Regions from separate parts of the Homo sapiens genome. Here all the other regions are linked to region 4. The links are chromatin loops, found by intact Hi-C in ENCODE. Cell type or tissue: OCI-LY7. All regions are shown on one strand. Each heading gives the region's core, and the rest is flanking DNA. Links, peaks and the distances in the headings are about the cores only. Region 1 holds the start of DNMT3A (DNA methyltransferase 3 alpha). Region 2 overlaps DTNB (dystrobrevin beta). Region 3 overlaps LINC01381 (long intergenic non-protein coding RNA 1381). Region 4 overlaps DTNB (dystrobrevin beta). Region 5 holds the start of DTNB-AS1 (DTNB antisense RNA 1). Region 6 overlaps DNMT3A (DNA methyltransferase 3 alpha).

Region 1 (4,819 bases), core at 457-4,456, 220 kb after region 4:
AGATATGCCTCCTCTTGGGACCAAAGACATTAAGGTCAGGGTCTGGAACCAACCCTGTAGCCAAACGGTTGTTTCTTAACAGACATAAACCCCCTAACACAGTCACCTTGGACCTCTTGACCCCAGCAACCCATACATCCAAGGTTACATACTTTACCATACTAAGTGACTTTGGTGGCTCCTAATAATGTCATCATAAATAGCCCTATTGAATAGAAATTTACATTTGCTCATCATGGCCCTGAGAATTTCAGCTTTTTTTTTTTTTTTTTTTTTTTGAGACAAAGTCTTGCTGTGTTACCCAGGCTGGAGTGCAGTAGCACGATATCAGCTCACTGCAACTTCCGCCACCCAGGTTCAAGCGATTCTCCTGCCTCAGCCTCCCGAGTAACTGGGTTTACAAGCATGCGCCATGACACCCAGCTAATTTTGTATTTTAAGTAGAGACGGGGTTTCACCATGTTAGCCAGGCTGGTCTTGAACTCCTGACCTCAAGTGATCCTCCCGCCTCGGCCTCCCAAAGTGCTGGGGTTACAGGCGTGAGCCACTGCACCCACTGAATTTCAGCTTCTTAAGAGCAACTATGTTTCAAAAGTGTGGTGTGGGCTGGGCACGATGGCTCATGCCTGTCATCCCAACACCTTGGGAGCCTGAGATAGGAGCATCACCTGAGCCCAGGAGTTCAAGACCAGCCTGATCAACATAGAGAGGCCCCTATCTCTACAAATAATAATAATAAATTAGCCAGGCATGGTGGTGTGCATCTATAGTCCCAGATACTCAGAAGGCTGAGGCAGGAGGATTGGTTGAGCCCAGAATGTCGAGGCTACAGTGAGCCATGATCACTCCACTGCACTCCAGTCTGGGCAACAGAGCGAGACTGTGTCTCAATAAAAGAAAAAAAAAAAAGATGTGATGTGGGGTGATTTCAGAGCCGGATGAACCTGGCTTTGAATCCTGACTCTGCCACTTCCCAACTGTATGGCTTTGACTAAGACTGAGCCTCAGTTTCTTCATCTGTAGCGTGAGGAGAGTACAAGCCATATCACAGGGCTAGTGAAGACTAGAGAAAATACCATGTCTGGTGCCTGGCACATAGTAGACACTCAGTAAACAGTCGCTGCTGTTTGGGGCCGTGTTATATGTAAGCCCTTGATGAAGGCAGAGGTATCTCAGTCATCCTTCTATAAACGGTCTTCTCCTTTGCCAAGCTGGGTGCGCCATTTAGAGTGTTCACGGATGCCCCTCCTGATGTAGAAAGCGAACAGCCCAGGAGGGTCACATGTTAATTCCACCAAGGTTTACTGAGAATCTCCTAGCACCAAGTGCTGGGCTACAGGGATGACAGACGCGGCCCCTGTCCTCACAGAGCACTGGGAGTCTCTGGGCCGGTGGGGACCATGGACAGCAGGGCCTATCATCAGTAGGGCGGGGTGGCCACTTGAGTGAGGGTGACACTGAAAACGGCCAGAACTATGGCCTAGAAGCTGGTCTCAGATATCGAGGCTCAGGGTGGGGGTTGGGGAGACGGAGGGACCTGGAAGCATTGGAGAACCTCCCGAAGGAAAACCTTCCCGTCTGTATGAAAGGTCAGCTCCCGGTCCCAGAGAACTTGGCAACTCGGTTCTGTGACGCTAAAAGGGTGGCGTTGGGGGGGCGGGTGCTGGGCTGCATGGGGAGAAGGGAAAAGTAGGATCCGCTTCACTGTGAAGTGAGTCCCACCACCAACTCCAGCAATCCCTGCCCACAAGTAGGATGGCGGGTCCCTGGGAAGGGAGCACGCCATGTCCTGTGCCAGTCAGGGAGCTCAGGGCACTGTGATATAGCTGAAGTGCTGAGTAGAATTCGGGGTGCAGAGCTGCGGGTGGCTGGTGGGGTGCTGGGGCGCGCAAGGAGGCTGGAGGCGGGGGTGGGGGGGTGCCCAGCCCCAAGTCCTACAGCGGCTGCTGGAGGAGTGAGATGAGCACATAGTGAGTGGCTGTGCTGGTGGAATTAGACAGAGGTGCCCCAAGTCAGGAACCTAGAGCCCTGAGCGCTCCATGGGGAAGGAGAACAGCCCCCACGGTGAAGGGGTGAGGGCGGTGTGTAGGCACACACAGAATCTTCCAGCTGGAAGAGACCTTCAATGTCATTTCATTCAACCTCCCACCTCATGAAATCTTTCAGTCTTCCAGTGCCCAACTGAGGACACCCAACTCTACTTGGACACCTCAAGGTACGGGGAACTCACTCCCTTCAAGGCAGCTCATCTCAGAGAGGCTTTGGAGCCTGCGGGACGGCCAGGAGGAGCCTGGCGCTCCGACCTTGGCCCTGTAGAGCAGAGTGGCCTCTACTCCGCGGCGGCACCTGGCTGGGGGTTGCGGCGCGGTTGGGCCAGCGCTGCTGTCCCCAGCCCCAGTGCTGAGGCAGGCAGAGCGCAGTGGGCTCTGGCGGAGGTCGGGAGAACTGCAGGGCGAAGGCCGCCGGGGGCTCCGCGGGCTGCGGGGGGAGGCACTTGACACCGGCCCGGGGAGAGGAGGGGCCGCTGTCCCTGCGGCCAGTGCTGGATGCGGGGACCCAGCGCAGAAGCAGCGCCAGGTAGCGGGGCGCCCAGCGTGGGGAGGGCTGCGGCGAGGCCCGGAGCTCGGCTACGACTCGAGGGGCTCTGAGTGGCCGGGAGCGCGGCCGAGGCGGGGCGCCCGGGGCCCGGCCCCCGGTCTGGGCGGTGCGGGGTCCAGACCTCCGCCAAGCGGCGTGCGGGGACCCCGGCGGGGCCGCAGAGGCCGGGAAGTCGCGCCGAGGGCGCTAGGACCGGCCGCGCGCCCAGGCCGCTCCCGCCGCGGCGCCCCGGGGCCCCCCAGTCGGCGCTGCCTCCCGGGCCGGCTCCGCAGCGCCGGGGCCGGGGCCAGCGCGGCCGCGGGGGGCGAGCGGCGGGCGGAGGCCTGGGCCCGCGGGCGGCCGGAGGGAGGGAAGGAGGAAGGCGGAGAGAAGGGGTGGGAGGGGGGGACCCGGCGGAGGAGGCGGAGAGAGGGAGCGCGACAGCGAGCGGAGGGAGGGAGCGAGCGAGCGAGGCAGGCAGGCGGGCCGGGAGGGAGGGAGGGCGCGCGGGCGGCGGCGGCGGCGAGAGCAGAGGACGAGCCGGGACGCGGCGCCGCGGCACCAGGGCGCGCAGCCGGGCCGGCCCGACCCCACCGGCCATACGGTAATGAGCGCCGCTGCTGGCGGCCCGGAAGGCCGGCCCGGAGGCGGCGGGGAGCCGGGGAGCCGGGCGGGGGGCGCCGCGGCTGGCAGTGCCCGGCTCGGGGCACGCTCCCGGACCCCTGCAACTCGGCGCCGGGCGCCCGTGGGGCCGGGACTGCAGGCGGGGACGGCGGGCCGGGCTGGCCGGGGCGGCGCGGGGGATTTGAGGGTTTGTTTATGTCCCCGCGGGCTCGGCAGGCGCCCCCTCCCGTCCCGCCCGCTCCCGGCGCGGACCCCCCTCCCCGCCCCCGCCCGGCTCCGGGCTCAAGTTCAAGTCTATACAATGCCGCGGGGGGCCCCTCCACCGCCGGCCTGCGCCGCGGTGCCCGGCTCGCCGCTGCCGCAGGGGCCCCGGCCGGGCCGCCCCCGCCTTCCGGGCTCTGCCCCAGCCCCGCGGCCCCGCCTGGAGCCCGCGGCCAGGGCGCCGGAGGGCGCGGACCCCGACCCAGAAGGATCGGCCCCCGCGGCGGCCCGGGGGAGCGGGGGAGGGGGCGGGGGCCGGGCCCCGCGCAGGCTCCGCGGCGGCGGCAGAAAATGGCAGCCTGGCACGACCCGGCCCCCCGCCCCTCCCCCCGGCGCCCGGCCCTCCTCGGCCCCGCGGGGCGGGGGACCCGGGAGGCCCCCGGGGGCGGGCCGAGGGGTGATGGCGGGGCCGGGCCGGGGAGCGCCGCGCCGCGATCCTCCTCCGGCCACCTGTGGCTGGGGGTGCGGGGCGCCGGCGGGGCCGGGAGGGGCGGCGGGGCCGGGGAGAGCGCCCGCCTTGGGGGCACACCTTCCCCCGGAGTGCCGGCGGCACGGAGAGGGGTGGTCGTGCCCGGCTCCTCCCTGTCCCCACCGCGGGCCGTGGGTGCCCGGGCGGCCGCGGTGGCGGCGCCGCAATGTGGGGGCGGGGCGGGGGCGGGCGAGGATCCCGGGCCCGGGCCCGGGCCGCGGGGGCCGGAAAACGCGGGGGTGGAAGTAGCGGGGCCGGGACCGGGAGCGGCGCAGGGGGGGTACGCCCGGGGTCGCCCCTCCAGCACCCCCGCGCACACTCCCACGCACGCGGACACACTCACGCACACGCACCCCGCCGGGCCGGTGCAGACGTGTCCTTGAAAGCTTCGCATCTGCACAGTGAAGGACGAGGCCTCGCCGCGGCTGCGGAGCGGGGTCTTCGGCCCCACGTCCCCGCACCCCGGGAGACCTCGAGCTTCGGAGCCGCAGGCGGCGGCTGTCCGTGTCCCGCCCTCACCCCAGTTCCCCTCCCCCAGGCCGCCCTGCCTTCCCTCCCCTTCGGCGCGGACCGGGCTGGCGCGGGTCCAGGGCCCGCCCCTGGCCTCCCCCAGCCCCTCATCGCTGGGGCCCGCGGCCCTGGGGCTGCCAAACTGCTTTTCGCTTTCCTGAAGCCTCCCTTCTTGGGGGCACCCTCTCCCACCCCAGCGCCCCTCTGCCATTTCTCCCCCTCTCCTCATCCCCTCCGTCCTGGCACCCTCTCTCCGCTGCACGGCCAGTTGAGGAGGTGTTGGCGCCCTGGGCGGGGAGCAGTGCCCTCTGGTTCCCAGGGGCTGCCTCCCCCGGCTCCTGAGGGGAGCCCCCTGCGGCTGCACCTTGACCCAACATG
Region 2 (4,819 bases), core at 351-4,350, 190 kb after region 4:
GTAGAAAGTATGACTCTACCCTGCTGTCATACCTGGGTGGGAAAAGTCAACAAACGAGTAACGGGAGAAGCAAGGAAGCCCCTGGGGTGGGTTGGTCAGGGAAGCCCCTTTGAGATAGTCTGGGGCATGAGAAGACCTGGCCGTGACCTCAGTGTGTTGTTTCTGCCCATGCTGCCACAGGTTAGCAGAGGAGCCGGACACAGAGGAAGCTCAGGTGAGTACAAAGAGTCCTCTGCCTCCCCACGGCCCCTCCCTCCTTCCTCAGCATCTTCCCTTCCCCTCCCTTCCTGCAGTCACAGGTCCCTAGCCAGGGCAGTCCTAACAGGTGAAGATGCAAGAGCCCAACTGTCCCTTCCCTTTGCCCACCCCAGCCATGTGCCCTCCTTGCCCTGTTTCTAGGCTGTGTCCTGTCTTGCACAGCACTGTCTGCAGGCCTGGTCCTTGGGCATGGCCTGGTGTCCTCTGTGTTGGGATGGCATTGGCAGACCCGACACTGCTGGCTGAAACAGGGTGTGCTGAGCAAGGCCACCTCCCTGGGGAGCACTGCCTCCCATGCTCCTTTCCCACAGCCACTGCCCACTTCCTTCCTGGGATCCAAACCACAGCCAGTGCGTCCCTGGATTCTGTCACCCAGCACTGCACCGAATCACAGTCCCTGACCCACAGACATGTGATTCATGCAGGATCACACTGACTACAGGGCTGACCAAGCCGCTTCCCATGGTGCCCGGCCAAGCTGCACCTTCTCACTTCCTGAAGAAGCAATGCAGAAAAGTACGGACTGCTCCAGTGGCAGATGCTCATTGCCTTTAGGAATTAGTCATTCCCATTTTCCAGCTCAACACCTTAATTCTTTCTAGTCCCAGCACCAAGATATCAGACTTCTCCATTTTAAAATCTTGTCTTCCCTCCCCTCCTCCCACCCCCCCACCTCTTATATTTAAAAATTAGGCATCTTCCTCGAATAAAGAAGTCAGGGCCCTAGCTGCACAATCCAGAAAAGGGGTTTTTTCAGACCCTCCCAAGTCGTGTCATCCTGGAATAGCCTCTGGCCCTCTCTGCCCAACCGCGCCAGGCCATTGAAGGCCTCTGCCCGCTCCCCCGGGGCCCCTGCAGCCTCGGCCTGCGCTGACTCTGGATTGTGCGAGCTGAGGAGAGGGCAGCACCTGGGCCACGCACATTCTCTCGCTGCCCTGGAAATCACAGCGCCCCAGGGGCTTGGAGAGAGGCTTCTCCCTAAACTCACTGTGCACATTCAGGCAAGGCCCTTTCCCAAGCAAGCCTAGGCCGTGGCAGCCGAGGAGGGAAATCAGGAACTGACTCGCCCTGCAGGAGCCTGCCAGAGCCCCTCTCTCCCCGGGGCAGAAGGAACTGGGGTGCAAGGGAACGTGGCAGAGCCATGTGCCCCCACCGCCTTGTTGCACATGGAGGAAACCAATGCCCCACACCAGAAGCTCCATGCCAGAAGCAGAATTGGAGCCGGGTCTTCTGCCTCCTAATCCTGCGCTCTCTGACCCACATCAGGGGTGATGAGAAACACCAACAGCCGAGAGTTAAACTAAGAGTATAAAACTTGGGTGCCGCGGATTCATGGATGCCCAGGCCTGCGCTCTGCTGGCCGGGGGCTGAGGCTTCCTCCCTTTCCTCTTAGTATTCATCGGCACACCTCAGTCCTCCCTGCCCTTCTCCTGGGCCACAATTCTCCCCAAGAAATCACCCCATTCAAACCTTGCATTGTGAACCCAATTCTTTCTTCCACGGAAACACTTCCTGACCCTTAGGAATGATGGCAGAGGACCCTAGGTACCACCCTTCAGCCCAACGCTTGAAAGGCGCCCAGCATCCTAGCAGCCCCTCCCTGCAGGGCCTCCTGTTCACAGTAGATGTTAGCAGCTTTTGTCCTGAACCCTCAACAGTGCCCGTGACTAACGGTGAGTGTGTCTTGCGCAGGCACAGAGGACGAGGAGCAAGCTGGCGCCGACATGGCGAAGGCAAGGTCTTCCCCCAGAGGCACATTCCTCTCCATCTTTCCACCGCACACCTGGACCAGGCTTGCAGGCTGCCAGACGTCACTCCACCCGCCAGGGAGAGGGGAGCCAGAGCCGGTGGGAAGCGGGGAGGGGCTGCGTGGCACAGCTAGTGGGCCTCCCCCTGCACAGCCCTGCATGTACTAGCACCTTCATCACTCCCCTCAGGGCATGGTCTCATCTCCGCATCAGGAATTCACCTGGAGGTTGAAAAGAGAAAAGAAAAAGCACCAAGCTCTTGTGTGTTTGTGACCTGATGAAACACTTCCTGGCGTCTGGCCAGCACGTGGGGTGCTCCTGAACGTGGGGGCACAAGTTTCCTTATCTTTGACCTTTAAAAACCAACAGGTTTCTTCCAGCGTGCAAAGAAAGCGTCAGGCCTTGCTCGGCTCTGTAGACATTCACACCCTGGCCACGGTGCTAAAAATAGTCTCACACTGGTTAGGCTTCCGCCCGCCCCGTGTGATGCCGCCGCCTGCAGCCCGGGAGGGAGGGGCGGAGACCCAGCCGCGCGCCGCAGCCGGGCTGAGCCTCCTCGGAGAGGGCGGGAGGGTCTCTGCGCCGCGGACTCCGTGGCCGCCAGGGGGCGCGCCGCCGGGGGCGCTGCTCGCAGCCTCTCGCCTTAGGGGTCGATTGGGCTCGGGCACACGTGATCAAGTCCCGTTCCCGGTGATTTTCATTTATTTTTTCCTCCTCCCTGGGCTCCAGGATGTTATTTTTAGCAGAAGAACTGCTATAAATATTTATAAAGGGCAGTGACTGTAATGAAGCGAGAAGCCCCACAGCTGGCTCCCCAGCATCCCTCACCCACCTCTGCAGACCCCTGCCCTTGGCTTTGAGGAGGTCTGTGCAGAGACGGTGGGATCAACTCCTGGCCGCACACGGATGGAGTCCCAGGCAAGCCTGCCAAGGCCCAGTCAGGGTAAAATAGAAGGGGTGGGTGTTCACACCTTCCGTCCTTTCCTCTCTGTCTCTTCTCCCCCATAGCTCATCTTCCCATTGGTTGGCACTGTGTCCCCACGAGCTTTCCACGGAGTTGCGCTCACCGTGGCCCCTCTCTGGCTCTTCAGGCAAGCAGAGCTCCCTGTTTCCAAGGGCGTGGGGCCCTCTTCTCTGCCCAAGCCCCTGCTGACTCTCTGTGTTTTCAGCTCTGAGGCCAGCACTCAGGTACCGGGTGCACTCTGGTGATACCCGTTCTTGCTGAGGTTGATTTCTCGTAGAGCTAGAAAACCCGCCATTACCTAAGCCCCGAGCTCCCTCATGACTGTTGGCGTCTGCTTTAGGACCCACATGCCTGTCAGACCTTTGGAACTGGGTCCCTTTCCTCAATCCTGGCGAGGAACACAGGTGGTCATCACGGAAGGAAGATGGGCACTTCCATCTTAATTGCTCTGTGACCACTGAGCAGGCTAATTTAACCTAGGTAGACGGTTTTTTGAGAAACTGCAGCATCACTGACTCCTGGGTGAGCCAGGCTGCCGTGCAGCACCACAGCCTGGGCTGGCGCTGTTTTGCAGTGCTGGAGGACCCCGGGAGGGCTACCAAATGCATCGTGGGTCTTGAGGAAGCAACAGCTCCACCGAGTTCTTGTCCATAAGTCCCAGCCACCCTGAGCTTCCTCTTCCCTTCGCAGCCCCTCTCATCTGCTGGTGAGGCTTCAACCACTGGCAGACGTGCTCCTCTTCGGGCTGCTTACTGTGCTCCTGCAGCCCATAAGCGCTTCGGAGGGGTGCAGTTGCTATGGCAATGCCTACAGCCATCTGAATTCCTGCTGCACCTTCTGGGAGAAAAGAGCTCATGAAGAGGCATTCGGTGGATTCCCAGTCTGGCCTCTGGCCTCTGCACTGTCAGGAGTCAGCTGATGGGTTACATGCCGGACACGTGGGAGGTAGGTAGCCTGCCTTCCTTGGGAAGACACACTCTGTACCCGCAAGCCTCATGCGCCCGGACGGGTTCTCCTTGTGTGGATCAGAAAACTAAATGAAGTGTCCTACTCAGGGCTCCTAGGTAATATACTGCACCAGTGGTTCTCAGACTTAAGCATGCCCGTGAATCCCCTGGAGTGCTTGTTAAAATACAGATAGCATGGCCATGCCTCCAGAGTCTCGGATTCAGCAGGTCTTGGGTAGAACCAGAGAATTTGCAGTCAACAAGCTCACAGGTGACGGTGGTGCCGTTGGTCCAAAGACCACACTCTGAGATTCACAGGACAACACTTGGATGAAGAAGAAAACAAAGCAGTGCAGGAAGCCATCGCCCATCAGTGAAGAAGGGCCAGAGTCAGCCGTCTATTTTAAAGGAAGAAAGGGCCCTGGGCATGGGTGCTGGAACTGGGATCCCTAGTCTAAGTTGGTTTTGGTCCCCAGCAATCAATGAAGACTCTCCCAGACATGAAGGTGGGCAGCACTGAGGCAAGGCCTGTAAGGTACAGAAGACCGACATCATGGAGGCCCAGCGACAGGGAGTTACTTCTCAGTCTATAGTCTCAGTGGTAGGGAGTGCTGAAGGCCTGCCTGGCTCAGGAGGGATGACAGGGGAGAGGGGGTGTTGCAGGCACCTAACCCCCACAGCCAGAGCCTGGACACCAAGATGCTTTCCCCAGGATGCAAATACCATCTTCCACACGAAACAACATCCAGGCCCAGATGGGCTGCTTCAGGCTACCGGAAGCTCCATCTCCTATGGGCATTGAATTCTTTTCAGAGGGAAAATGATTACTAGAGAACCTAGTAATTCGATGTTACTTACAGGTCTCCCCAGTTAAAGTAGCAGATCCCAGGGACTCTGGTGCC
Region 3 (4,819 bases), core at 380-4,379, 360 kb after region 4:
CCATATGCAAAGGTCTGGCTGCGTAGAATGGGCTATCTACATCCAAAGGGCAGAGAGAGGGGCCCCTCAAATGCTGGATGGAGCAGCAGGAGCTGCCTTCATTTCCAGCATGAAATTGGGCTGCTGTCACCATGACAGAAACTTTCTGATCAGCTCGTCCTCCACCCCTTGAACCCCAGCAGTCGAATCATACTGTGCTTGTCATGGTGACATATTACGGGACCAAGTGCGTAACAGAAAGTAAATGGACTCTGAGAGAGTCCAGAAGGATGCCTGGATTGTTCGCAGAATTGAACAGACCTTAGGAACTGGAACTAATACTTGATTCTCTCTCCTCTCTTCTCGCACTGTCTCTCTCTCCTCTCTTGCTCTTGCTCTCTCGTGCTCTCTTCAAGTCTGTCTTGTTTTTGTTTGGCTCTGCTTGGCCTCCTCTGTAAACAGTCTGACTCCAGGTGGGGGAAACTTGCCCCCTGACATCCCTGAATTCACATGCTCCTAGCTTACAGCCTTGGTGGAATTTTCCCCAGAGCCTTCTATCAACTCCAGAGAAGAATTCTGACTGGTCCTGCTCAGTCTGGCACCATCTCATTATTGGGTAGTCTGATTGCCCAGGCTGGAGGGCTATGGCTGAAGGACCAAGGGCAGCCTGTTTCCAGAAGGAAATGGGATGGAAAGGGGCTGGTCAGCACTAAAACAATAGCAACCAGAGGCCGTTACACATGGTTTTCAGGATAAAGTAAAAAAAATCGGCCGGGCACGGTGGCTCACTCCTATAATCCCAGCATTTTGGGAGGCCGAGGTGGGTGGATCACGAGGTCAAGAGATCGAGACCATCCTGGCCAACATGGTGAAACCCCGTCTCTACTAAAAATACAAAAATTAGCTGGGTGTCGTGGCACGCACCTGTAGTCCCAGCTACTTGGGAGGCTGAGGCAGGAGAATCGCTTGAACCCAGGAGGCAGAGGTTGCAGTGAGCCAAGATCGCGTCACTGCACTCCAGCCTGGCAACAGAGTGAGACTCAGTCTAAAAAAAAAAAAAGTCAAGATAGCAGAGGCCCTCCATCAAAGAGCATGCTGTCTAGTTAGGGAGATGAACTTGGAACAACAGAGGGCAACAGAAAGTGCTACTGGTGGCTGTCCTCAGACCACTTTGAGACCACTCAGCTCTTGAAAAAATTAGAGTACAAACATGGTATCCCTACTCTGTAACCAATTAACTCACATTTTTTAGGCCACAGCAGCTGGAGGAATCAACCCTAGGAAGATGGATCCTAATTATGGCAGGAGTGCAGTGTGGCAAAGCAGAAAATGCAGACAGATTGAGTTTAAATCCTAGCCCTCTACCAGCTGTGATAATCAACTCAACCTTTTTAAAGACTCAGCAAATAAAATTGACACAATTAGTAGCCTCCTTCCTAGGCTGTTGTGAGGATTAAGATATGTATATTAGGTGTTCACTAGAGGATATAAACGAGTACTCAATAAATGAGATGTAGCCAGGTGCGGTGGCTCACACCTGTAATCCCAGCACTTTGGGAGGCCAAGGCAAATGGATCAGTTGAGCTCAGGAGTTTGAGATCAGCCTAGGCTACATAGTGAAACCCTGTCTCTACAAAAAGTACAAAAATTAGCTGAGTGTTGTGGCTCGTGCCTGTGGTCCCAAGCTACTTGGGAGGCTGAGGTGGGAGGATCGCTTGAGCCTGGGAGGTTGAGGCTGCAGCGAGCCAAGATTGCACCACCGCACTCCAGCCTGGGAGACAGAGTGAGACTCTGTCTCAAAAAAATAAACAAGTTGCAACCTTATGGTACAGTATTAAGACTTATTACTAACAATGACTCTTGCTGCTGTGGGCGGAAAGCCACCCAGGTGCCGAAGCAAGAGACTGAAGGCACAAACTGTTCCAGTATAATAAAGAAAATAGAATAAGAAAAGTTATACTAGAAATAGGATATAGAGATGATTATATATGGATATTATCAATCATTAGTTTTAGTATTAATCTGTGCTTTACTATTATAACCGAGGAATAACCAGCCAGTACAGTCAGGAGCTGAAGGAACATTGTGAGAAGTGACCAGAAGATAAGAGTGTGAGCCCTCTGTCAGGCCGGACATGGTGGCTCACGCCTGTAATCCCAGCACTTTGGGAGGCCAAGGCAGGCGGATCACGAGGTTAGGAGATCGAGACCATCCTGGCTAACACGGGGAAACCCCATCTCTACTAAAAATACAAAAAATTAGCTGGGTATGGTGGCGGGCGCCTGTAGTCCCAGCTACTCGAGAGGCTGAGGCAGGAGAATGGCATGAACCCGGGAGGCAGAGCTTGCAGTGAGCCGAGATCGCACCACTGCACTCCAGCCTGGACGACAGAGTGACTTCGTCTCAAAAAAAAAAAAAAAAAAAAAAGAGCGTGAGCCCTCTGTCACGCCCGGATAAAGGCCGCTTGTGGGCTTGTGTTCCTGGGAAGGCACCTGTTACTTAGCGGACCATGAAAGGGGGTTTCCCTTTCCTTGGAAGAGTTAGAGAACACCTGCTCCACCAGCCTCTTGTGGGAGGTTGGACATCAGCCAGTCTACCCACAGACATCCGGAGGCTTAAACGTCTCCCTGTGGTGCTGTGCTTCGGTGGTCACACTCGTTCACTTTCATGTTCTGCCTATATACCTGGTTCCCCTCTTAAGTCCTTAGAAGATAGCAGTAGCAGAAATAGTGAAAGTATTAAAGTCTTTGATCTCTGATAAGCACATAGAAAAAAGGCTGATGCATGATGTCCTCCCTCTGCTTCAGCTACCACAAAGGGAAGGGGCCCCCTGTCCGGTGGACACGTGACTTGCTTGACCTTATCAATCACTTGACATGACTCACTCTCCTTATCCTGCCCCCTTGCCTTGTATACAATAAATAGCAGTGCATCCAGACATACGGGGCCACTACCGGACTCTGCACATTGGTGGTAGTGGCCCCCTGGGCCCAGCTGTCTGTCATACTCTCTCTTAGTCTTGTGTCTTATTTTTCTACAATCTCTCGTCTCCGCACATGAAGAGAAAACCAACAAGGCGCCATAGGGCTGGACCATACATGCTGCCACAGTGAAATTGTTGGAATCCCAGCCCCAGCTCCTTCCCTCTTTTCTGAGTGATCCTTGCTTCCCAGATGTCACCCCAAGATGCCTTTCCTGGGCAAAAGTAAGGAATCCCAGCCCTAAAAGGCAGATGGGCAGGATACTTTGAGGACCTACTTTGGGCTGGATGCCTGGCAGCTGGTTTGGCTGCAAGGCCCAGAAGCCCACTAAAGCTGCTGAAGTCAAGGGGGACTTAGAATAACCATGACAGCATTTCATGGAATTCAGTTGTAGGAGGCAGGATGGGCATCAGCGTAAGCAGGGTTTCCCAGGTGGCTGCTCTCTCTGTCTATCCTTCCATCAGGGACTGTGTATGCCCTGCCTCTGCCCTTCTGTTGATCGGGTTCCTTCCCTTGCCCTCGGTCACTGATTTCCAGCTGGCACCCTCATGGCTGACCCCAAAGGTCTCATGTCCCAGCCTTCATAACCTTCCAGTCCTTATACTGGCACCAACTGACTCTGTCTCTGACTTCACACCAAGTTTCTGGGACAGAGACTGTGGTTGCCTGGCTTGGATCAGGGTCACATGGGTTCAATGAGCCGTGACAAGTGATGGTAGAAGTGCACTGTGGCACTGCAGCCTCGACCTCCCAGGCTCAAGTGATCCTCCCACCTCAGCCTCCCAAGCAGCTGGGACCACAGGCACAGGCCACCACGCCTGGCTAATGTTTGTATTTTTTTGTAAAGACGGGGTTTCACCATGTTGCCCAGGCTGGTCTTGAACTCCTGACCATCTACTGACAAGGGATGGCTTCTTTCTTTGACAAGGGAACACTTCTAGCGGTGAACACTTCAGAGCTGGCATCCCAGGCTCTCTCCTCAGCTGCCTGTTCAAATCTGTGCTGGGTTGGTGGGCTGCCTTGTGTTCTAGCTTGGCTGATAATATCTGGAGAAGAAGAAGAAGAAGAAGACGTGTGAACACTTTGAAATCGAAATGTTGGTGTTAGTTTCCTAGGGCTGCTATAACAAAGTACCAGAAACCAGGTGGCTTAAAACACAGAAACTTATTGTCCCACAGTTCCGGAGGCTTAGAAGTACAAAATCAAGGTCACAGCCACTTTCCCTCTGTGTCTGCGTCCTCGTATGGCGTTCTCCTTTTTATGGGTATCCACATTTCCCTCTGTTATTTTTATTTATTTATTTATTTATTTATTTATTTATTTATTTATTTATTTTGAGACAGAGTCTTGCTCTGTCGCCCAGGCTGGAGTGCAGTGGCGCGATCTCGGCTCACTGCAAGCTCCACCTCCTGGGTTCACTCCATTCTCCTGCCTCAGCCTCCCGAGTAGCTGGGACTACAGGCGCCTGCCACCAAGCCCGGCTAATTTTTTGTATTTTTTTTTAGTGGAGACGGGGTTTCACCATGTTAGCCAGGATGGTCTCGATCTCCTGACCTCGTGATCCACCCGCCTCGGCCTCCCAAAGTGCTGGGATTACAGGCGTGAGCCACCGAGCCCCAGACTATTTATTTATTTTTTTGGAGACAAGTTCCCGCTCTGTTGCTCAGGCTGATGTGCAGTGGTGCAATCACGGCTCACTGCAGCCTCCATCTCCCAGGCTCCTCCCCCATCAGACTCCCAATAGCTGAGACTACAGAAGTGAGCCACTATGCTCGGCCCATCTCCCTCTTATATAGACACCAGTTCTATTGGATTACGGCCCACCCCAGTGACCTCATCTTAACCTGATTACATCTGCA
Region 4 (4,819 bases), core at 420-4,419:
CGCCCGGCCACCATTTCTAATAGTAGTTCCTATTGGAATTTTAGAAGACTCATTAGTTGCACTTCACTTTTCCTCCCCACAAGATGACAGCCAGGAGTTAGGCAAATGGCAGTCTGTTTGAGAAAGTAGTTTTAATTGTGGGGAAACTGTGGACTTGCCAGTAGCCCCCGAATCAAATATACCCCCACCCAACTGCTGGCATTTCCAGCAGGGAGCAGATCCTGAACATTTATGGATCTGGGTGGAGAGGAGAATTCGTGCTCTCTGCGGAGTGTGCAGATCCCAAGAAAAAAGGGAGAGGAAGGGGTTGATCTAGGCATGTTCATTTCCTTCTCTAAAACCAACCAGTCTGATTAGGAGAGGAGTGAGTGAGGGTCAGAGAGTCCCTCTACCTGGAAATAAGAGAGTGGACAGTAACTAAATATTAATTTTTGTATTCAAACATGCAAGGTTATATCAGTCTTCTTCTTTGAGACGCTTGATAAATATTTGAGTAACCTTGCCATCAGTACTGTGGTGTTCCAGTGACTCTTGCTGCATAATAAGCAGCAAAAGTTAGTGACATTAAACACCAATCATTTGATTACACCTGCAGATTTGGATGGGGTAGAGGGTTGGCTTTTTTCTGCTCCATGCCATCTGGGGCCTTCGCTGGGGTGACTGAAATACCAGGGTTGGAGGATGTGGCTTGAGTGACTGGAGGGTTCTTCCCTCCTGTGTCTGAATGCCCTGGGATGGGGAAGGCCGGGATCTGCTGGAACAGACACTGGGGCCACCTATGTGTGTTCTCTTAATGTGGCTTGTGCTTCTCACCTCTTGGCCGCTGTGTCTTAAGAGACAGCATCCCTAGAGGAGGCATCCAGACAGCAGTTGTCCAGGAGAGCATGGCCGAGGCACAGGCCTTTCACCCCAGGCGGTGGGAGGAGTGCAGCCTCACTTCTGCTGCGTTCTGCCTTATGTGAAGAGTCACTGAGGCCAGCCCAGAATGAAGGGGAGGAGAACGGGACTCCACTCATGGTGCCGGTGATGGTTGTGGGAGGGTCACATTGCAAAGGTGCCTGTGTGGTGGAGACATTGTCGCAGTGATCTTCTACCCAGTATCTGTTTGGAAATTACACTCTGTCCCACATGGGATAAAGCCTTGTAATCAGAACAAGGGTTCCCACATAAGTGGTTAATTTAACCATAGTGATTATTATGTTTTCCTACTAAATTATACTTTTTGAAGGAAGACTTTATTAAAACAACTAACTATAATATTTACTAGGATTTTTATTACCATATTTAAATAGGTTAGTTTTTTTTAAGTAAAGTATTTTGGGTATATAATTGTGTGTGTTTTTTTTTAAATCACTATTAAATGGTCTTTAGCCTTAACCTTCCTTTTCCTTGATCTGGGCATACGTGCTTTTCTGATTCACTTTAAACCAAACTCCCTCCATGCCTGCGTACTTCCTTCCCTCCCTCCCAAGCTCCTATTAATTGTGTGGTAAAATATATGTAATATAACATTTACCATCTTAACCATTTTTAAGTGTATAGTTCAGTGGCATTAAGGACATTCACATTGTTGTGCGGCCATCACCAGCATCCATCTCCAGACCTTTTTCATTTTTCCCAACTGAAACTCTTCAACCTTTCTTTTCTTTTCCTCTTTTTTTTTTTTTTGAGACGGAGTCTCCCTGTGTCGCCAGGCTGGAGTGCAGTGGCGTGATCTTGGCTCACTGCAACCTCTACTTCCCAGGTTCAAGCGATTCTCCTGCTTCAGCCTCCCAAGTAGCTGGGACTACAGGCGCGTACCACCATGCCAGCTAATTTTTGTGTTTTTAGTAGAGATGCGGTTTCACCATGTTGGCCAGGATGGTCTCGATCTCTTGACCTCATGATCTGCCCACCGTGGCCTCCCAAAGTGCTGGGATTACAGGCGTCAGCCACCGCGCCCAGCCTTCATTCAGCCTTTCTTGATATGCAAGGAAGGCTCATAGCAAATATGCCTCCTTCTCTGCCTTCCATTCAGATCTCTGCTTCCTTGGTTTCACTTTACCAAGATAGATCTGATTCCCATCTAGTTACTCCTTGGCAGGAAGTCTCTCACTCTGTATGTCCATTGATACAAAATACGCCTGTACCACAGATACAGTTAGTAGAGGGCCTTCATGGAGGGTAGTTATGTAACTGACTGGTTGATAGTATGGAAATTTCACCTTTCTTCCCAGCAGATGGCAGAGTCCACCTCTGAACAAAGTTACTTATTGTGTTCTTCAAAATCTTCTATAAATGAGGAAGTATTTTGGATTTCTTTAACAATCTCTGTTAAATAAATATTGCTTTACTTAAAAAAATGTTGATGGACAGCTTATATATGTGCAGCATAGTTGTTTGGGCATTAGTGATAGCAAAAGTAAGCCATTCAGGGAGTCAGAGCAAATTTTCTCGTGACAGACCTGGATCAATTGAGATTGTTGACTTATCTTGGTCAGAAGCAGTGTTCAATTTCCATGTGACTGGTGTCCCTCTCCTCACATCTCTTGAATTATGAAAGATAATATGTATTCATGGGAAAAAGGTGTGCTTACTGAGCATGCTCCTGACCAGTTTTAAATAGCCACGTGTCATAATTAAACAATTAACTTTGTGCAAAGTACAAAACTAGACAATTTTTTTTTAACTTATAAGACAATATCCCCACTTGTGGCAAGCAAGAGCTAAGACATACACATGGAGAAATTAAAAACAGAATATACAAAATCAAGTCCTTTAACCCAATGGCCACCTCTTCTCAAAGAAACTGCTGAGGCTGGGTCTGCCATGCCCCCTGTCTCTGCTTCTATCAGTCAGTGTCCTTGTTTAAGCTGTCTGACCTCTTGTCTTGGGTGACACCAGCATTTTATCATGGTCTGTACTTCCTGCCTCAGCCCAGCTTTCTCATAAGTCAGTCCTCCACAGCTCACTTCCCTTTAGCACCGCTGGTCCTTGGCCAGCAAGCTGCCTTCACTTTCAACTGCTTCTCTGCACATTTCTTCCACCCCCTGTCTCCATTGAAATTTGGCTGTCCTGGAAGAACGCCACTTCCCTGCAACCCTTTCAGGTGGTTATTTATTCTCTCACATCCCATGCATTGACTATTAGGGTCAATTGACTATCGACTATTAGGGATTGACTATTAGGGTGACTGTTGACTATTAGGGATTGACTATTAGGGTGACCATGTAATTTATCATCAAAACCAGACCCACTTGAGTGTGAAAGGAGACACTATTAATTATGCAGGGACAACATGCATAAACTGTGATTATCTTGGACAAACCAGGACTTGTGCTTACTGTTTTAACTTTGTTTTTGCATTAAAAAATTACTACAAATTTAACTGCTTAAAATAGTGGAAACTTATTGTCTCCGTTTTTGTAAGTCAGAAGTCCAGGCTGTCTACTCCAGGTGTCACTGAGCTGAAATCGAAGTGTCAGTTGAGGCTGTAGTTATCACCTAGGGCTTAGAGGGCCTCCTGCTGGCTCCCTGTTCGCACAATTTGTTTAGTTGCACCTGTGGTGCTGAGGTCCCCATTTTCCTGCTGGCGGCCAGCTGAGGATGAGTCTCAGCTCCCAGAGGCTGCCTACAGTTTCTTTTCATGTGGCCCCCCATAGGCAGTTTGCAACACGAACATTTGCTTTCTTCTCGGCCAGCTAGAATGCATCTCTCTGATTTTCTTTCCTGCAACCAGCCAGAGAAATATGGCTTTTACGGGGTTCATGTGATTAGACCAGGCCCACCCAGTGTAATCTCCCTTTTGCCTTATAACATAATGTAATCGAAGGAATGATAGCTTATCATATTTATAGCTTCCACCCACACTCAAAGGGGAAGAGATCATACAAGGACAGGGTTCGCTGAAGGTAAACAGAATTCTGCCTACACTAGTCACCCTGATTATTTTTCTACCTGTTTTCCAATTAGCTACTTCTAGACTATTACGTCTTGAATCTCTTAGTTTTTTTAAAAAAAGTAATATTAGCAAACCAAATTTGGAAGAACATACAAAGGACTATACAACATGAGCAAGTGAGAATTACCCCTGAAATGCAAAAGTTGGTTTGCATGCAAAAATCAGTATAATATACCTTGTTAACAGACTAAAGGATGAAAAATAAGATCATCTCAATAAATATGAAAAAGGAATTTGACAAAACCCAAAATTCTGTCACGATAAAAAAAAAATGCAATAAACTGGGAATAGAAGAGAACTTTCTCAACCTGAAAAAGGACATCTATGAAAAACCCACAGTGGTCAGTCAGAGTGGCTCACACCTTTAATCCCTTCGAGAGACTCAGGAGGGAGAATCACTTGAAGCCAGGAATTCGAGACCAGCCTGAGCAACATAGTGAAACGCTATCTCTACCAAAATAATAACAATAATGAAAAAAAAATAGCTGGGCTTGGTGGTGTACACTTGTAGTCCTGCCTACTCAGGAGGCTGAGGTGGGAGGATCACTTGAGCCTGGGAGGTTGAGGCTGCAGTAAGTTATGATTGCATCACTGGCACTCCAGCCTGGGTGACAGAGTGAGACCCTGTCTCTTAAGAAAGAAAAACCCACAGTTAACATCATACTTAATAGTGAAAGACTGAAAGCTTTTCCCCTAAAACCAGGAAAAAGACAAGGATATCCACTCCTGCCATTTTTATTCAACATTGTACTGAAGGTCCTAGCCAGGGTACTTAAGCAAGAAAGCAAGCAAAATGCATCCATATTGAAAAGGAAGAAGTAAAACTACCTCTCTTCACAGATGACATGATCTTGTATATAGAAAATCCTAACACACACA
Region 5 (4,819 bases), core at 489-4,488, 150 kb after region 4:
CATGTTCTACTTCATTTTCCATTTGTCTGATATTGCTTTTGAAACTCATTTTACCAGGCCAGGCGTGGTGGCTCATGCCTATAATCCCAACACTTTGGGAGGCCGAGGCAGGTGGATCACCTGAGGTCAAGACCAGCCTGGCCAATATGGTGAAATCCCACCTCTACTAAAAATACAAAAATTAGCCAGATGTGGTGGTGCATGCCTATAATCCCAGGTACTCAGGAGGCTGAGGCAGGGGAATCACTTGAACCCAGGAGGCGGAGGTCACACTGAGCCGAGATCGCGCCATTGCACTCCAGCCTGGGCGACACAGTGAGACTCCATCTCAAAAAAAAAAAAAAAAAAAAAAAAAAAAGAAGAGAAAAGGAAACTCATTTACATTTACCAGATGAATTCTGCAGTTTTGAATTTCAACCTCATTTGCAAATGCTTATCTAGTTTGAGTGTAAATTTTTATGTAAATGACTACAGTGGCTATGTCATTGCTTTGGCCACCTTGCCAGACCTCATTCATGTGGAAGAGACTCACATGTTTTTAGGTGACATAAGCAGTTCTAAGTTTACACTTTATAATTAAGGTATTACCCCCTTTTAAATCACGTTGGCTCTATCCCTTGTCATCAGTCAATATTTAGTGACCCCACCTGACTAGTTGATAACACAGAGGTTCTCAGACCTGGGATCTGACCTGTTTACTGTGTTGACAGAGCCTTAAGGGCTTTATCTGAATAAGTTTTGTGAGTTTAAATTATACAACACTATCCTAAATAACACTTTGCCAAAGTCCATTCTCTCCCCAGTACCAGGCCACATGGAAGGCCTGTAAGTCCTGGAAGCGCTGCCCTGCCCACTGTCCCCAGCCTAACCTGATATATCTACTGCAAATTACGGTTTCTCTTCTGACAAACTTAAATTGCAATCACCAGATGTCCAAGTATGAAACATTGCTTTCTGAATTTCCCTATTCTGTTGAGCCACAGCAGTGTTCTCTTTAATACCAAACCTGGAGAAAACTGTGGAAGTAGGGAGATGTCTTAGAAACAGTTCTAAGAAATTACATACTGGTCTTTTGACCTCGGATACAATTTCAGCCTGTTAGGATTGCCCCATCCCTCCCCAACCATCGCACTTTCCACTTCAACACAGTGCCAGCAATGAAAACACATTTTATAATTGTTTAATAACTGTCCTATGACTGTTTGCCTTGCCTCAAGAATATAAGAAAAGTGTCCTGCCCCAAAGGGAAGTCTGGCAAGGAAGAGAGCTTGCTTCCTAACTGCAAAGCAGGTGCAAAAGCAGAAGCGCTCTAATTCCTTCCCGCTGCCAGAGCCAGTGTTCAGCGCTCTGTGCCTAGGCTCCTGTGAGTTTGGCTTTGGTCAGGCATCCAGCATCTGGCTTTGATTGTGAAGAGCACCTTCCCATGCTGAGTTGGGAGTCTCCTTAAGAGATTTCTCGGTGCCCATTTATTTCTAGTCCCTGTCTGTCCCTTGCAGTAATAAAAATTATGTTCTCCAAGTGTTTACTCACCCTCTCCCTTTCGTAATTCCTTTGCTTTACTGAGGTCTTTCTCACCATTGCACCCAGGTCTGTAGACTGTGTGGGAGCAGGAGCACTTACCCATTCCTGAGACTTCCTAGGCACGTACATGTTCAGTAAAGACTGGCTGCATGAATTGTTCCAATTTAAATAGAACCATTGCACAGCTTTTAGATTTACATACTAGGCCAAAGAGCTGAGTCTCCCTGACCACAGTGACCCATGGTGAGGCACAGAAGGAGGAAGTGGAAGAGGCCCATTAAAAGACAGAGTAGATGAGTAGCAAAGAACTGAAGAAAGAGAAACTTGAAAGTGTTCTCTTTATCCTTTTTCCTGCAGTGTCTGATAGTGCATTCATTTGGGCAGTCAGCTAATAGCCAGCAAGTGCCTGCTCTGTGTTCCATCACCATAAGGTTCTAAAAGACAGAGACCGGCCAGGTGCAGTGGCTCACACCTGTAATCCCAACACTTTGGGAGGCCAAGGTAGGCGGATCACCTGAGGTCAGGAGTTAGAGACCAGCCTGACCAACATGGTGAAACCCCATCTCTACTAAAAATACAAAATTAGCCGGGCATGGTGACACATGCCTGTAATCCCAGCTACTCCAGAGGTGGAGGTTGCAGTGAGCCCATATCGCACCATTGCACTCCATCCTGGGCAACAAGAGCGAAACTCTGTCGATAGACAGACAGATAGATAGATAGATAGATAGATAGATAGATAGATAGATAGATAGATAGATAGATTGATTTAGATGACAGAGACCATTTCTTTGTTTCCAGTGCTTTCTGCATAAGAGGACTAAATAAACCTGTATTGAATTAATGAAAAACTGAGGTCAAGAATTCTTTTTTGAATGACCTTTCAGGGTCTCCAAACAGTTTCCAGTTTACTGGGGGAAGTTGTGTATGTATGGGACTCACTGAAAAAAAAAAAAAAAAAAAAAAAAAAGACTGTGCCTGAAAGCAAGTAGACGGGGATACAGTTCCAACATGTTTAGTGTGGAGAGGGGACCAAATAAGAAAAGAACCTGTAGTGGGCAGAATTGCTAGTTGGGAAGTGATGAGGGCAGTGGGTCTCAGACTTGTATGCACCAGAATCAGAGACAAGATTGAACGCATTGCTGTGGCCCACCCCTAGAGCTTCGGTTTGGTGGGGATAGGGTGAGGCACAAAGTTTACATCTCTGACAAGTTCCCAGGTGATGCCGATGCTGCTGGTCTGTGTTCCATGCATCAAAAACCACTTGCCTCGATAAATGTACCTAAACACATGTGAATATCGTGAATGATGAATATAGAATTATTATTACAATTTCAAGTCATGGTTGCACTTCCTCTTTCAGATTCCCCTAAATAGCTATGTGAACCTTAGGCAGGTCAGGCCCTCTAGGCCTGTTTGATCTATAGTAAGAATGTTGGCGAGGTGGTTTCTAAGGTTCTTTCCTTCTAGCTCTAGGAGTTAGCATTGAATCACTCACCGGGCCGAGGCCTGCTGCTTGCTTCGTCCTCTGATGCTCCTGTGGGGGATGGGGCCTTTGATCTCAGCACCTGTGGGCCTGGCCTGGTTTGCCTGATTTTTCTATCATTTCTGACCAATGTTTGTGGTGATGGGCATTAATGGGCATTAATTTCTCTCCTTTTTTCCTCTGCCTTTTTTTTTCATCTTCAACACTCCAGGAGGAAGAGCAAAAGCAGGCAGTAAGTGAACTTCGGAATTTCCCGCCGGACTCTCGCTCCTTTGCACGTTCTTCCTTTCCTCATATAAATGTTTCTCCTCTTCTCCCCGCACATCATCTCTGAAGAGGGTTTTATGTGTAAAACCCCCAGCGGTTCTCCCCATGGTGTTGTAAAATGGCCTAAAAGTTCAAGGCATGTTTACCCAGTAGAGCATGTTCTTACTTAAAACCAGAGCTTGTAAGTACCCATCTGTTGTGCGCATTGAAGTGTGCATGATTAGCCAGGCTACCATTGCATTTTCCTGCTCTTTCATTCTCTGTTGTTGTGTGTCTGGAGTGATTTTAATTGCTTGAAACAACTTTCAGGGTGCTGGGGTGACCTCATGTCATGAATGAATGTGCATGAAAATGAGGACTTCTTTTGCTAACTATAGATGTCCTGCAGTCTCGACTAGGCTTCTGGATGCTGGGGCTGTGCCAGCCTCCTTAACAAAATTACTGACGACGACTGAGACACTGACTCCACTTGCAATGATTTCCTGTTCAGAACCTACTCCAGACGGAGCTCGGGTTTTTCTGAGCTGTGTGGCTATTGCATGGTGTTTGGGGGAGGTTTATGTTTGTTTCTGTTTATCCTGATAGCCACTGACCCACACAAGAAAGTCAATTGCAGGCTTATCTACAATATTAGCACCATATGTTTATATAACATAGTAAGATTTCAAAGCATACATTTTTTAAGCTGAAGCTGAGTTTTCGTTTACCTTGGAGCTTTTTTATCCTTTGGGAGATAAATACAAAACGTTTAATTTTTAAAATTTGCCTTTTTTTTTTTTTTGAGACGGTGTCTCGCTCTGTCTCCCAGGCCAGAGTACAGTGGCATGATCTCGGCTCACTGCAACCTCCGCCTCCCAAGTTCAAGTAATTCTCCTGCCTCAGCCTCCTGAGTAGCTGGGACTACAGTCACGCACCACCACACCCAGCTAATTTTTGTATTTTTAGTAGAGACAGGGTTTCACCATATTGGCCAGGCTGGTCTCGAACTCCTGACCTCATGATCCGCCTGCCTCAGCCTCCCAAAGTGCTGGGATTACAGGCGTGAGCCACCACGCCCAGCCTACCCATTTTTTTAAAAAACACAAATGTATACATGTTTTAGGTTAGGAATATAAAACATTATACTTATAATTTCTAGCTAGGAGAGCAATGGGACCATAGAGTAAAGGCGAGAGGAAAGGAAAGAAGAGATCAGTAGTGAGGGGAGGAGGTGAGAAGAGGGTACGGAGGAGACAGACTGTCAGGGGGAAAGAAGATGGCACATGGCATCAAGAGTGGCCGACAACCCAGAAATCTGATGGCTTTCGTGGAACCAAAGTGCACTTGTTTTGGTTTTTCCTAGGTTTGGTTTTGCTTTTTTCTTTATTCACACAGAGTTTATTGCTTCCATCTCTGGCGTTTCTGCATCAGTAGGTACACTTACATGGGCAAAGCTGAACAGGATGCAAATCAAGCCCAGCCATTACATGCTTCTTCCAGGAAGTGACACGCATCACTTCCTCTCCATTTCATTGGCCAGAGCAAATCACATGACCACACTTCACC
Region 6 (4,000 bases), core at 1-4,000, 260 kb after region 4:
CTCCTGTTACTGGACTGTACTCCCACGCCGCTGCTGCTGCTCTGGGCTGCGGAGCCCCAGGCCACCACCAATGGACGGGAGCAGGTCAGGATCTGCATTATAATAGCTCAGGACTGAGAAGCAACGCTGGACCAGGAGTCAGAAATCCCAGGTCCTAGTCCTGAGTATGCCACTTACTGGAGATGTGACTTCAGGCCATCTGGGCTTGTGTTTGCTCAGCTGGAAAATGGGGATAGTGACTCCAGCCTTGCCTGTTTTAAAGGGTGGTTGTGGAAGTCAGATAAGGTCATGGGCATGGAAGTGACCTGCAGACAGCAAAGTCTGGTCCAATTATGAGGGATTACGATTGCTATTATTATCTACCCATAGTAACTGCTCTGGCTCAAGCGGCAACAAACACACACCCAGCCCTAGATCCCGGTGCTGATAGAGTGCACACTCACACCCCAGCAGGAGGGGTCATGCCAAAAGATGGCAGTGATCTGGATAGATAAGGGCTGGGCCATAGCCAGGCCTCCTCCCCAGCCGCCCACACCTACACCACGCATGCTGGCTCACCTGGCACACTTCCCCGGCACCTCTGGGCTGGCTCCAGCACCTCCAGGGAGCCGCCCAGGGAGGGTGGGGAGAGACACTGACAGCCACCACAGCAGCCCATGAAAGCCAGGCCTGCGGCAGGGGTGCTGGTAGCTGCAGAGGGGAAGACACAGGCTTGGTCTGCAGCCCAGGGAGCCTGGCACAGGTGCCAGGGGCACTGTGCACAAAGGAACTGTTTGGCAAGCCAGATGGAAGGGGTGTGGCCAACCAATGGCCCTTCCACTGCCTGGCCCCATGTGGCCCTCTAGCCTCTGCCCACCGCCGCCCCCCCTCCCCGCCCCCGCCCCCAGCCCCGCCTCCATGCACCTTTCACTCCAGCCCCACTCCCATACTTCCTGGAGTCTCCAGGTCTTTGTTTATGCTGCTCCCTCTGCCGCATGGGCCCTTTCCCTAATCTCTTCTCCTCCCTGGTCAAAGCCTCAAAGCCCAGGCTGTAGTTGGCCTTGTATTATAGTTTGCAGGGGACCAGTGGTTCTCAAAGTGGGATCCCCAAATGAGCAACTTCAGCATCACCTGGGAAGGCAAAGCTCAGGCCCCATTCCAGACCTGCTGAGCCAGAACTCGGGGGATGGGACCCAGCCGGGCACCTTTAACCATCCCTCCAGGGGATACTGTTGCGCACAGATGTTGAGAACTATTGGTGTAGATAACTTCTGCCCACTGCTAGCCTGGAGCGCAGGGTCACGGCCCTTTTCTTCCATGTGAATCCCCCGGACCTGGAATAGCACAGAGTGGGTGCTTGGGAAATATTTTACGGATAGAACGGAAAGAAAAATGAGAGTAGCCAAGACCCTCCCACAGGAGAATAATCCCGGAGCCCAGGATCAGGGAGGCGGAGTGCAGAGCTGTGGGTGCTGGGCTGAGGCAGCCATGCTGTGGCTGGGAGTGTACAGAGTGGCCTGTGTGTGTCCCCCTGGCACCTGCCGCCTGCCCTACCCGCCATCCATATGGTGGGCAGAGCAGGGCTGCTTGGGGAGATGGGGAGGAGGCAGGCCGAGCTCTGGGGCTGTGGTCAGGGCGAGTCAGCTGGTAAATGTTGCCGCAGCAGAGGGAGGGGGCTGGCCTCATGGAGGGTGGGTGGGGAGGCAAGCAGTGGGGAGGCTGAGAGCTTAGAGGGGAGTATGGAGCAGAGGGTGGGGGGCAGAGGGAGCAGGACAGGGGACCAAGAACAGTCCAAGGGCCACCTCAGATCCCCAAATATGAATCAGAGGGGAGTCCACAGCCCCAGGCCAGGCCCCTGTTCTCAGTTCTGTCCCCTTTCCTCTGGCCTCAGAAACACAATGGCTAAGATGCATTGAACGCCGACTGCCGGGTGCTATGTGCATGCATTATCTTATTCCATTCTTTTTTTGTTTGAGACGGAGTCTTGCTCTGTTGCCCAGGCTGGAGTGCAGTGGCGTGATCTTGTTTCACTGCAAGCTCTGCCTCCCGGGTTCACGCCATTCTCCTGCCTCAGCCTCCTGAGTAGCTGGGACTACAGGCGCCCGCCATGCCCAGCTAATTTTTTGTATTTTTTTTTTTAGTAGAGACGGGGTTTCACCATGTTAGCCAGCATGGTCTCGATCTCCTGACCTCATGATCCACCCGCCTCGGCCTCTCAAAGTGCTGGGATTACAGGCGTGAGCCACCACGCCGGGCCTATCTTATTTAATTCTTACAATTGCCGCATAAGGTAGACACTATTATTTTCATCATTCTATCTTATTAAGGGCTAAACTGAAGCTCAGAGAGGTTAAGTCACTTGCCTAGAGTCACACAGCTTGTTAAGTGCTAGTGCTGAGGCTGGAATGAGGCTGGCTTCTGCGCTCCTTAGGCTGTCTCCTGCGTGAAGGGGGATGGAGTGAACAGTGCCCCCCGGTGGTGATGTGATGAGAATTCGTAGTCCTCCCCTGGACTTTTGCTGCAGGAGAAAGCCTTTCACTGCATAATGGCGCTCTTGCCCTTGGGGAGAAGTTGGGGGCACTTCATCTCCAGCAAGAACTGCACACACCACCTGCGTGTACAGGCACACACACCAGATGGAGGCACTGCTGCAGACATGCAGCTTCTTACCATTTCTTCCTGCCTCCTGCCCTCCTTCCTTCCCTGCCTCTCCCTCCCTGGACATACAGCTCCTCTTTTCTTCTCTTCCTCCCTCCCTTTCTTCAGACATAGGTACCTTTCCAGGTAGTTAGCATGTAGCAGGGCTCCGCAAGGCTGTTGGATGAACTGAGTGACCGTGCTTGGAGGGCCTAGTAGAGGGGTAGGAAGACATCGAGGTGGGTAAGCCATGCCTGCCCCCCAGGGGTGGGTGAGGCCTGCTGGGCAGCTCCTCTGATCAAGCCTTCTCCTGCCTGTAGTAGAAGCTGCAGCTGGGGTGCATCTTTGTGCTGGGGAAACACAGCACTTATGTGTTTGCACATGTGCGTGCGTGTGTGTGTGTGTGTGTGTGTGTGTGTGTGTATGCATCTGTGGGCAGCATTGGGGCTGCGGTTCCTCCTTTCCCCTCCCCATCAAAGTCTGGCCCAGAGGCCTGGCAGCCACTGATTTCTCGTGGGCTCTCTCCACTCTGGTCTGCAAGTACAAGGGCCTCCATCCTTGGGTGGGGTCCCTGCCAGTTCCAGTGGCAGTCATTCTTGCTGCCCGCGGTCTGTCACCTGCTCCTGGGCATGTTCTGCCTTTCTTGCACTCAGATGCCCCCACATGGTCACTTAGGGCTGGCTCTTTGCTTGACAGTGGTTGCGGTAAGGTCATTTCAAAGAGCATCCTTCTTAGTATGTTTAAATAGCTATAGAAAAGCCGCTGCACCCTCACCTCTTCAGAGACCCAGCCAGCGATAATGGCGCGCTCACTCTGATCTCGGGGGAGTTAGGAGAGGGTTGGGCGTGCTTAGCAGGTTTGTGATGTAAACAGTGCCCATCCCTGAGCTGAGCAGGACCTACATTTTGGGCTTCGGTTTCTCTAAAATTCTCTTAAATTGGACATTATTACATGTCAAATGTAGTTAATCTTGGTCAGTACAGTCTTGGATGGGGGTTGTTTGGCCCCTGCAGAAGGGCCTGTGTTGAAGCTGGACTCTGTCACGTGACTTGGAAACATGGCTGTGAGCAGGAAAACAGCTCCTAGTTGGCTTGAGAGGTTCAGACGAGATGGTGTGTGCAAGTGGTTAACACCAGGACATAGCATATGTTAAGTTAGCTTTATAATTTATTTTGGATATCTACCTACCCATCCACCCACCCACCTACCTGCCTACCTACCTACCTACCTACACCTTTGTGGTTTACACCCACTGCCGCCCCATGAATTGCAGGGGCGTGGGAGAAGAGTAGGAAACCATGGGTGGGGACAGAGTGTGGGCTTAGAGTCCACTGAGAGCCTAGCACGTGAAGGGAATGTTGTCTCTCTTTGGGTCATCAGTCAC

The links. A loop is a pair of places that touch in the nucleus more often than their neighbours do. Peaks named below come from ENCODE experiments on the same cell type or tissue, not always from the same donor. Only the 100,000 strongest peaks of a DNase experiment are listed, where the experiment ranks them.
Region 1: it touches region 4 in a loop (5-fold over the local background); 10 of 110 quality-filtered maps call a loop at or near these places.
Region 2: it touches region 4 in a loop (2.1-fold over the local background); 9 of 110 quality-filtered maps call a loop at or near these places.
Region 3: it touches region 4 in a loop (4-fold over the local background); 2 of 110 quality-filtered maps call a loop at or near these places.
Region 5: it touches region 4 in a loop (5-fold over the local background); 2 of 110 quality-filtered maps call a loop at or near these places.
Region 6: a loop joins it to region 4, with 5 times the contacts of the local background. A loop is called at or near these places in 7 of 110 quality-filtered maps.

What each region holds. Positions count from the first base shown.
Region 1 is chr2:25,340,188-25,345,006 of GRCh38, reverse strand. DNMT3A (DNA methyltransferase 3 alpha) reads left to right here and starts at 3,082. Exons shown (of 23, transcript NM_022552.5): 1 at 3,082-3,181. RefSeq lists an enhancer at 2,170-2,289 and silencers at 2,410-2,889, 2,950-3,159, 3,450-3,619, 3,720-3,959, 4,240-4,359. In OCI-LY7, for the core only: CTCF peaks have their summits at 2,227 and 2,433; DNase peaks (open chromatin) are centred at 2,436, 3,076, 3,476 and 3,846; H3K4me3 peaks cover 1,293 bases.
Region 2 is chr2:25,374,685-25,379,503 of GRCh38, reverse strand. DTNB (dystrobrevin beta) reads left to right here. Exons shown (of 21, transcript NM_021907.5): 20 at 181-214; 21 at 1,951-2,261. The coding sequence ends at 185. Among named protein-coding and RNA genes, the nearest start is that of DNMT3A, 35 kb to the right of the region's middle. RefSeq lists an enhancer at 2,233-2,282 and a silencer at 2,373-2,862. In OCI-LY7, for the core only: CTCF peaks have their summits at 2,400 and 2,603 (motif pointing right); DNase peaks (open chromatin) are centred at 1,949 and 2,483; H3K4me3 peaks cover 1,162 bases; H3K27ac peaks cover 1,370 bases.
Region 3 is chr2:25,208,161-25,212,979 of GRCh38, reverse strand. It overlaps LINC01381 (long intergenic non-protein coding RNA 1381), which reads right to left. Exons shown (of 2, transcript NR_132378.1): 2 at 3,778-4,006. Among named protein-coding and RNA genes, the nearest start is that of LINC01381, 6.3 kb to the right of the region's middle. In OCI-LY7, for the core only: no CTCF peak of the experiment used is centred there; a DNase peak (open chromatin) is centred at 2,539; H3K4me3 peaks cover 565 bases.
Region 4 is chr2:25,565,006-25,569,824 of GRCh38, reverse strand. All of the region lies in intron 8 of DTNB (dystrobrevin beta), which reads left to right. Among named protein-coding and RNA genes, the nearest start is that of DTNB, 110 kb to the left of the region's middle. In OCI-LY7, for the core only: CTCF peaks have their summits at 2,224 (motif pointing right), 3,309 and 3,511 (motif pointing left); DNase peaks (open chromatin) are centred at 2,204, 2,924 and 3,494; H3K4me3 peaks cover 1,240 bases; H3K27ac peaks cover 2,018 bases.
Region 5 is chr2:25,417,935-25,422,753 of GRCh38, reverse strand. It overlaps DTNB (dystrobrevin beta), which reads left to right. Exons shown (of 21, transcript NM_021907.5): 16 at 3,219-3,239. It overlaps DTNB-AS1 (DTNB antisense RNA 1), which reads right to left and starts at 1,661. Exons shown (of 3, transcript NR_183382.1): 1 at 1,531-1,661. RefSeq lists an enhancer at 2,729-3,408. In OCI-LY7, for the core only: CTCF peaks have their summits at 2,374 and 2,576; DNase peaks (open chromatin) are centred at 1,753, 2,963, 3,453, 3,743 and 1 weaker place; H3K4me3 peaks cover 3,943 bases; H3K27ac peaks cover 4,000 bases.
Region 6 is chr2:25,308,008-25,312,007 of GRCh38, reverse strand. All of the region lies in intron 2 of DNMT3A (DNA methyltransferase 3 alpha), which reads left to right. Among named protein-coding and RNA genes, the nearest start is that of MIR1301, 19 kb to the left of the region's middle. RefSeq lists enhancers at 2,559-3,058, 3,059-3,560 and a silencer at 3,207-3,368. In OCI-LY7, for the core only: a CTCF peak has its summit at 2,454 (motif pointing left); a DNase peak (open chromatin) is centred at 2,447.